Regions from separate parts of the Homo sapiens genome. Here region 1 is linked to region 2. Evidence: chromatin contacts called from ENCODE Hi-C data. All regions are on one chromosome and are shown on one strand. Each heading gives the region's core, a stretch centred on a gene start or an enhancer-like site at or near the end of the contact. The rest is flanking DNA. Distances are from core to core; before and after follow the strand shown. Region 1 has its middle 19 kb from the start of TESHL. Region 2 overlaps IGFBP-AS1 (IGFBP5 antisense RNA 1).

Evidence for each region. Hi-C counts contacts between places; a loop is a spot of excess contacts on that map. Pooled maps may share reads with other maps.
Region 1: a loop to region 2 is called in a map of gastrocnemius medialis, with 5 times the contacts of the local background. The contact joins two enhancer-like sites. A Hi-C loop is called at or near these places in 4 of 168 maps with a recorded cell type or tissue (Caco-2, K562, cardiac septum and 1 more) and 5 of 50 pooled maps.

Annotation. Positions count from the first base shown.
Region 1 is chr2:216,887,922-216,891,637 of GRCh38, reverse strand. No RefSeq gene overlaps it. Among named protein-coding and RNA genes, the nearest start is that of TESHL, 19 kb to the right of the region's middle. RefSeq lists an enhancer at 2,373-2,900. Within about 2 kb of position 2,282, at least 3 of the 41 ENCODE cell types and tissues checked have a DNase peak (open chromatin) inside an H3K27ac peak, as active enhancers do; they include gastrocnemius medialis, where a contact is called at or near this core.
Region 2 is chr2:216,772,432-216,776,434 of GRCh38, reverse strand. The region is part of intron 3 of IGFBP-AS1 (IGFBP5 antisense RNA 1); the gene reads right to left. Among named protein-coding and RNA genes, the nearest start is that of IGFBP5, 79 kb to the right of the region's middle. Within about 2 kb of position 1,659, at least 12 of the 41 ENCODE cell types and tissues checked have a DNase peak (open chromatin) inside an H3K27ac peak, as active enhancers do; they include gastrocnemius medialis, where a contact is called at or near this core.

The sequences.
Region 1 (3,716 bases), core at 1,033-3,532, 110 kb before region 2:
AAGTCTTCATGATTGCAGTAGGACTGTGTGAAATGAAGAGGTACTGCAGGCTGTACTTTTAGGAAACGCCTGTCACCATAGTTAATATTTAAGCTAAAATATGAATAATAGGAAAAAAGCGGGGGCATAATACAAAAATCTGGGGGAAGATCCCAAATATTTCTTGACTAAAAACTACATAAAACAGGGACTGAGCCCTGTTTAACATTACAGTCACTGGAGTTACTACCACAGTGTGTTAGCGCTGGGTACTCAAAAAGGAGCAGGTATTTACGGTCTTTAAAATATATATAATCACCTCCAGGACCTACCTAACCTCTTGACACTTTGCAAGCCTCCCTAAACCAGTACCGTAATCACTACAAAGCTGTGCTTAGAGGCTTTGAGCCAGCAGATCCAGCCCTTACCCCCATATCTGGGCACAAAGACTTTTTTCTTAGGCTAGAAATTTTCTAACCTTGACTCCTTCTAACATTTTTCATCTCCCATTTATCTTTTACTGGGTTCAAGGCTTTGCCCAGTTTCCTGGTGGGTCCTGCTTTGGCACCTTAGGAGTAACTGCAGAAAAACCCCTCCCTTCACTTCCGAACCACAGTAAATGTTTGAGCTAGAAAAAACGGGAACCACCTTCCCCCTCTCTCCCTACTCCCCAAAAGACTCCTTGTAGCGGACTTAGAGCACAGATTCCCTCAGTCTTCTCTTCTAGGACATCACATCCTCCACCATAGGAAGTTATTTCTCATGACCAGTTCCTCCAGCTACAACTTTATTCCATGTATGGAGCTGGTTCTTGCTGCTAAAACCAGTGGCTGACTCTTCACAGACTCAACACAGCTGAGGAAAAAATTGGTGAACTTGAAGATGGGTCAATAGAAATTAAACAAACTGAAGCGCAAAGGCAAAAAAGGGTAGAAAACACAACAAAGTGAAACAAAAACAGAATACAGCATCCAAGAGCTATGGGATGATAAAAAGCTAATGGCTGGACATGCCGTCATCACATAAACTGGAAGGGTCCTAGGGTTATTAGTTCAACCTGTCCCCACCTAACCCCTAGTTATACAGCATTAACTTCAAAGTCACCCTGAAAGTCAGCTCCCAACCTTAATTTCTCAGTCATCTTCCTTGGCTAGCAAATTCTAATATTCTAATATAGAGTGGTCTTAGCAGTGATGAAAATGACGTTCTCATGGCATAGTTTGGGGGGTCATTAAAATAGGATTGCCAGATAAAATACAGAACATCCAGTTCAATTTGAATTTCATATTTTTAATCTAAAGCATGTCTTACGCAATATTTGGGACATACTTATACTAAAAAAGTATTCACTGATTACCTGAAATTCAAATTGAACTGGGCATCCATATTTTCATTTGCTAAATCTGCTAACTCTATATTAAAAGTCACCATGCAATCCACTCAAAAGTCTCTCCTTTTTGACCATCCACATTACCTATTCCTAATAAAACAATGGATTGGTTTATCAGGTCTACCAGGCATTAACCTAAGCCATGGGCACTTCGTGAAGCATGGGGCATAACATGGAGGAGTGGCAGGAGGAAACCTGCCACAGAGGAGAAAAACTCTGAGTCCAGAATCAGAACATCCTGTTCTAGAACGAGCTCTGCCTCTTACAAATTGGGCACCTCACTGAACTTCTGTGTCTCACCTTCCTAGCGCATAAAATGACAATTACAGTCCCACTTAGTCCCCTCTCCCAAGCTCTCAGGTGATCCTCAGCACAGCTCTCCAAGGAAACATAATTTGAAAACCATATAGGAAGACATGCCCATCTGGCAATGGTATTATTGTTCCTTATGGGAAGAAATGAGAAAAAGACTGAGCCGCCAGGTAGAGGGTGCTGGGCAAGGGAAGGAAAGTCCTCAGATGGCCTTTGCCCATCTATCTTGCCCCTCACTGCCATTAGCAACACCTGCTGTCATCAGACCTGCCCACTTCCACCCTGACAAATTGCATTTCAAACCATTATCGGTCAATAGCGTTTATTTTTGGACATTGCCATCATGAGTACCCCAGGCACCACCAGGCTCTGTGATGTCAGCGTGGCTGAGCTTGGCCTGGTCAATTCTCAAAGGAGAAACTGCCAAGGGGATCGTGGGAGGGCACAGTGATATGAGACCCTGTCCTCTGAGCCAACTCCAATGACAGCCGGGGAAGTAAGTCTCCGTCAGGGACACCATTCGCCTGCTGGCTTCTGGCCTCTCTCTGGCAATGATCAGCACCCAGCAAACTGGCTTAGGCATGAGTAATAAGACAGGTTTATTTCACATGGCTCCTGGCGAGGGAGCAGTGGCCTGGATTCCATACATCAATAAGAGCACAGACAGCAAGCTGGCACTGGCCTGGAATTAGTACTCCCAACCTGGTTCTCCAGGGCTGCTCTGCCATCTCTTGAGACTCCAGACTCTGAATCCAAGGCTCAACTGCCCCATTTTAGATGCCTCATGAGCCTAAATGACCTGCCTGCAAGGCCAGATCCACCCCTCCCCTGCTGTCTCTCCCTTGCCAACATCCACAGCAGTCCCCACGTTCAGGAGAAAGAAGCGTTAGGTATTTCCCATGAATCTGAAAAAGAAAATTTGCATGAGCAGCAGGAAGCTCCCCTGGGTTCAGAGGCTCTTTAGTTATAAGAGGGAATGTGTTGTAGTCACAGCTAGAGATACTTGAACTAGACAAAAGGATTTTGTACACTGCCACTGCAGCATGAGAACACAGATTGGAGGTAGTGGGACATGTTACCAAAGCGCGTTATAGACAACCCTACTCTCACGTTTTCTGATCCAGAAACAGGGGACTGTGGCAGACCCAGAAAGAAAACTCCAGAGATGGAAAACTATGATCCTTTGCACTATGAAATAAGCTAGAGCACAACTGAATGTCTGCTTGGAACACACGACATCCACAGAAACATCTTTAAACACAGAAGGTCTTCTCCAAGCTCATCTCTGGTGATAGGACAACAGTGGGCCTCAAGCTTCTCCAGCCAGTAGCAGGTGAGTTGCACCCAGGCCTGTCAATTTCATGCACACTTGACCCAGTGGCTCATGCTGCCCTCCAAACCTCCCTTAACTGCCATGTTGACCCTGGGCACTACAGGTCTAGGAATGTGCACAAGAATTAGACAGCTGCACGCTCTTACACACATGTAGCCCATCAATGTCTCAAAAGTCCAGTCAAGGGGAGGCTAAGAGGGGCTCCTGGGGAAAGTGTAGAAGGTCCCACCGGGAAACTGCCTCTTGGGCTCCTTTCTGAGCAGGAGCACCTATCTGGCCTGAGGCCTGTCCCTCCTGGCTCTCTCTGAAATGGCTTCTCTCTGTCCCTCCAGACCAGATCTGGTTTCAACAAACTTGGAACTCTCCAAGCCCTTTCCTGCTGTGAACTGATTTATTTGGATCCATCTGTCAGAGCGTGACTGAAGAGTGTCCGGCCAGCTAGCAGCCCAGCTGCAGCAGATGTTGTCTCAGAATGCCCTGCGAGGTGAGGCTCATATGGATTTTACCTGCCCGTTCCACTTGTTCTCCTTTTGCCCTCCTGGGAAAGAGTTGGAAAGGGGTTGAGAACATCTGCATGACCCATGAGAACCAGGAAAGTTAACAGGGCATCTTGGGGGCCACAGAGCACTAAGGAGGCAGGCGTGCTGGTGCAGCAAATGGCGGTGACCCTGGCTCTAGCCTATGATTGTACATATAAAATAA
Region 2 (4,003 bases), core at 410-2,909:
CCAAAACAAAATTCCCACCGTTCAGACCACAGGGAAATCAGACCAGCCTCCTCGCCAGGTTCTCAAGCAAAGGCTGACTCCGCAGGCAGCAAGATAAGAGAAGGTCGGCTTCTCGCCAGTAGCCTTCCTCCCTCCGCTGTCAACTCTGTGCACCCCCACGGCCCCCCACCTCTCTGAGCTTGTTCACCGACATATCAGAGCTGCTCCCTTTGTGGGCTGGATTGTTTAGCTAATTTGCCCATGGAAAACAGTTCAGGTTCAGATTCCAGGCCAAGGCAACCAGACACCAATTGCAAATCCAAGCTTGGGGATTGTATCTCTTTCACCACTTTGAGACACGTAAACTGCATCTCTCCTCCCCCACATAGCTTTTCTCTCCACCTAGGGAAACCTCAGGGATGCTCCAAGTTGGACCCTCCAAAGCTAAGACATGGGAGGGGTACTGGAGAATCTCTGAACTGGCCTTCTCTAAATTTAGATGTGGACTCTGAGAGTCAGAAGGTGAGCTTGACCTAAGGATGTGCTCCTGGGCACCTTTGTCTGAAGAGTTCTGGGGCCAGATGAAAAATCTGACTATGTCTCTAGATTTCCCTCATCAACTGCAAGTGGGCTCTGGAATTAGACCTGCCTGGTCAGGTCTCAACTGTACCACTCCAATTGTAACTAGGTGAGTTTGGGTACAAGCTTAATCTCTTTTTGCTTGATCTCCTAATCTGTAAAATGGAAAGAACAGTTTGTCTCTTCCTTCCCCGACAGGATTATTGTAAAAATTAAATGAGGCTACCCACGTAAAGTTCTTGGCACACGGAAGGTGCCGCAGAAGTATGAGTTAGTTTCTTCCTCCTGAGAAAGTCTATACCCACCCACTCCAACCTCATTCCAGTCCTCCTTTCATGGGTCCAGTGTAAAAATGAGGGGCTTCAGACTGGGCGCAATCGCTCACACCTGGAATCCCAGCTACTCAGAGCCTGAGTTGGGAGGATTACTTGAGCTCAAGAGTTCAAGGCTGCAGTGAGCTGTGATCGCACCACTGCCCTGTAGCCTGGGCAACAGACTGAGAGTGATTGATGCGTACCAGGCATGTGTCCCAACTGTTCAAACCTGTGTCCACCCCCAGCCAGGCCAGCTGTCTGAAACACCATTCATGAGTCATTCTTCCAGGCCACAAGGGCTTTAGGGATCTGTGAGCTGCAATGGCTGTAAGTGTTAGTCACTCTCAATTACAGAAGGGGGTGATCGTGCTGATAATCTGAAAACGTAGCTCCCCCTTGCTATAGGGTTTCTAAAGCTCCAGGAACTCAGTCCATCCTCAAGAGCAAAGCTGCACTGTGACCCTAATTCCATCCTCAGCAAGGCCAGAGAAGAGCCAGGGCCTGAGCACCGGGGGGCAGGGCTCTTCCCTAACCCCTCACTCAAACCTCCCTCTCTTCTCCAGGTAGAGCCAGTCCCAGTCCCTTGACCTGGCCACCGAGCTCTAGTTTCCAGCCATTTCATCACCTCTGGGTCCCTTCTCTGAATCCTCTCCAGGTTCCCCTTGTCCCTCTCAAGCTGCCCATCCATCAACACCCGTTCCTAAGCTCCTGCCCTATTCAGATGACTGTACTCAGAGCTGGCCCTGGGGCTGCGGTCAGAGTCTGGCCAGGGTAGACAGAGTATCCTGGGGAGATGACCTCATAAGCCCTCCCTCATGGAGTATTTTTAGGCATCACTTTCCTCCCCCTCCCACTCAGCTTCCATGCACTTCCAGTGCAGTCCAGAACTCTCCGGAATCTCTAGGGTTGCTGCGACTCTTGTTGTTTTCCCAGTGTTTAAGGGGTGGAAACTGTAACTGCCCCTCCAAACACTCAACTCGTCATCCTTTGAATGATTCTTTTTCATTTCTACTCTGCTTCTTTTCGGAAAATAAAGATAGACTCTTGTCAAATATTGAGGGACTCCAACCATCACCCCCGAGGCAGGCAATTCCAGCTCCGTGGCTGCATTCCCTCCTCTGTGTGGCTATGATGTGGTTTCCTTTGTTGCCAATCTAGTTACATGTCACATAGACTAAAATCCTGTGAGTCTGCCTCCTCCCCAATGTGGGGAGAGTCCCAGATCCTCTCCAAGAATTCCAAGAGTGGCATCCAGAGATCTCAGAGTCCAAGAAGCAACAGCGTGTGACCACGAGAACCTGAGGCTGGATCTCAAGGTATCAAGGTCTCTGTTTAGTCTCACCTTCATCTTGCCCGTCTTTCTGGAGAAGTTGTTTTAATGTTCTAGTTTCTCTGTATGGTCTTTGATTATTTATTTTTTTTCTTTTTGGCCACCAATGAACTTGGCCACCAATGCATCCACAAGTATCCACATACCTCTCAGGACCTTGAGATAGAAGAGATTCTGATGCTACCAGGCACAGAGACCCAACTCCTTCTCACCTTCATGCTCTGCCCCATCATTGCCAAGCACCTAATCTAAAGTGGGCCCTGGAAAACCAGCTCCAGGCCATATCTGGCCATGGCTACCAGTCACTCACTGGATGCTAAAAAATGAGGAAAACCTTCCCAGCCTGGGACAAGGGGAGAGGGAGGCTTAAAGGCTCAATCAGGAGGCTTGGAGGGTCCTGTCCCATCTCCATCTCACCCAACTTCAATGAACCCAGAAAGTATGGAGAGAAAGTATCTCAATCCACGCCAGATGGAGAACAGTGCTGGCAAACAGCTGGCCTCAACAAATAGTTGTTGCTTTTTTTTGCATGATAAATGCTGCTGACAGCCAGAATGGCTGGAGAGAAAGGAGGCAGAGTTTCTCCTGGGCCCTGTATATTCAGGTAGGATTTGAATCGAAGGCAATCTAGGGTCAGCTCCAGCTGAGTTTGGGGCTTCGTACTGAACACAGTTCAGTCTCAAATCTCTTTGTGTGTCTCACCAATGAGGTTCTCCTTGCCCAGAATAGCCTCTGCTCACCCCACCCCTGCCCCCTGCCCTCACCACCTGACATGCTCCAGATCAAAGGCTTCCCTTCATGAGCAGTCCCCAATGCCCAAATCCAAAAGCCTCTCTCCCATCTCGGAGGGCCCTCTCCAAGCACTTTGCTCAGAGCTCTGAAAGTATCCTTATCTCCTACCACCACAGAGCAGGCAGGCGCCCGTGGTGGCATCCCATTTGGGCAGCCGTTGGGAACATAGCTGCCTCTTGCAGCATTTGCAAAGTCAGAGGCACACTGGCAGGGAGCCAAGACAGGCGGCTAGAAGCGAATGGCTTTCAGGGGAGATGGTCAAGAGAACTAATTTGTGTCGCATACATGAGGCATTCTAAAGAGGTTCCCAAGCCTATCAGCGAGAAACTAGATGGAAGACTGGATAGAGTTCCCAAAGATACACCAGCCAGCACACAGAAATCATGGTCAGGGGCTTTCTGTGGCCCAGGTTTTCCCCGGTAATATATAACCCAGGAAGGTTGGATTACATGGAATGGTGGGAGGCTCCTCCAGGATTATGGGCTGCCTCTGTCATCCTCAGATTATCTGAATTTCATCACCCGCAACAGGGATGGGGGGTGGAGCACAGCCCAGAAGCAGGAGCCCCTCAGCTGCAAGTCTATAGAATATTGAAATCAAAAAGCAAATGAAGACAAACACCATAGAGGCTGAGCTGCTGGGCTCCAGAGCTGAACTGCCTGTTTGACATCCCCCTCTACTGCTCACCTCTCTGCTGGGACCTCACTATGCCTCAGTCTCCTCTTTCATAAAGTGGGGATAATATTATCTACCTTATAATTTTGTTGCATGGATTAAACAGGTTTATATATGTAGAATGCTATATGTTTGCTACGTCATTGTTGCTGTTGTTCAGATAAATTGCCAAAAATGAAGAAGTCACAGGTAGAGGTTGAATGTGGAGTTCAGTGTGGAGATCAAAGAAAGAAGTGCCAGGGGAAGGAAAAAGAAAAGTTGTGTGTGTGTGTGTGTGTGTGTGTGCGTGTGTGTGTGTGTTTGATATAGGGTCTCACTGTGTTGTCCAGGCTAG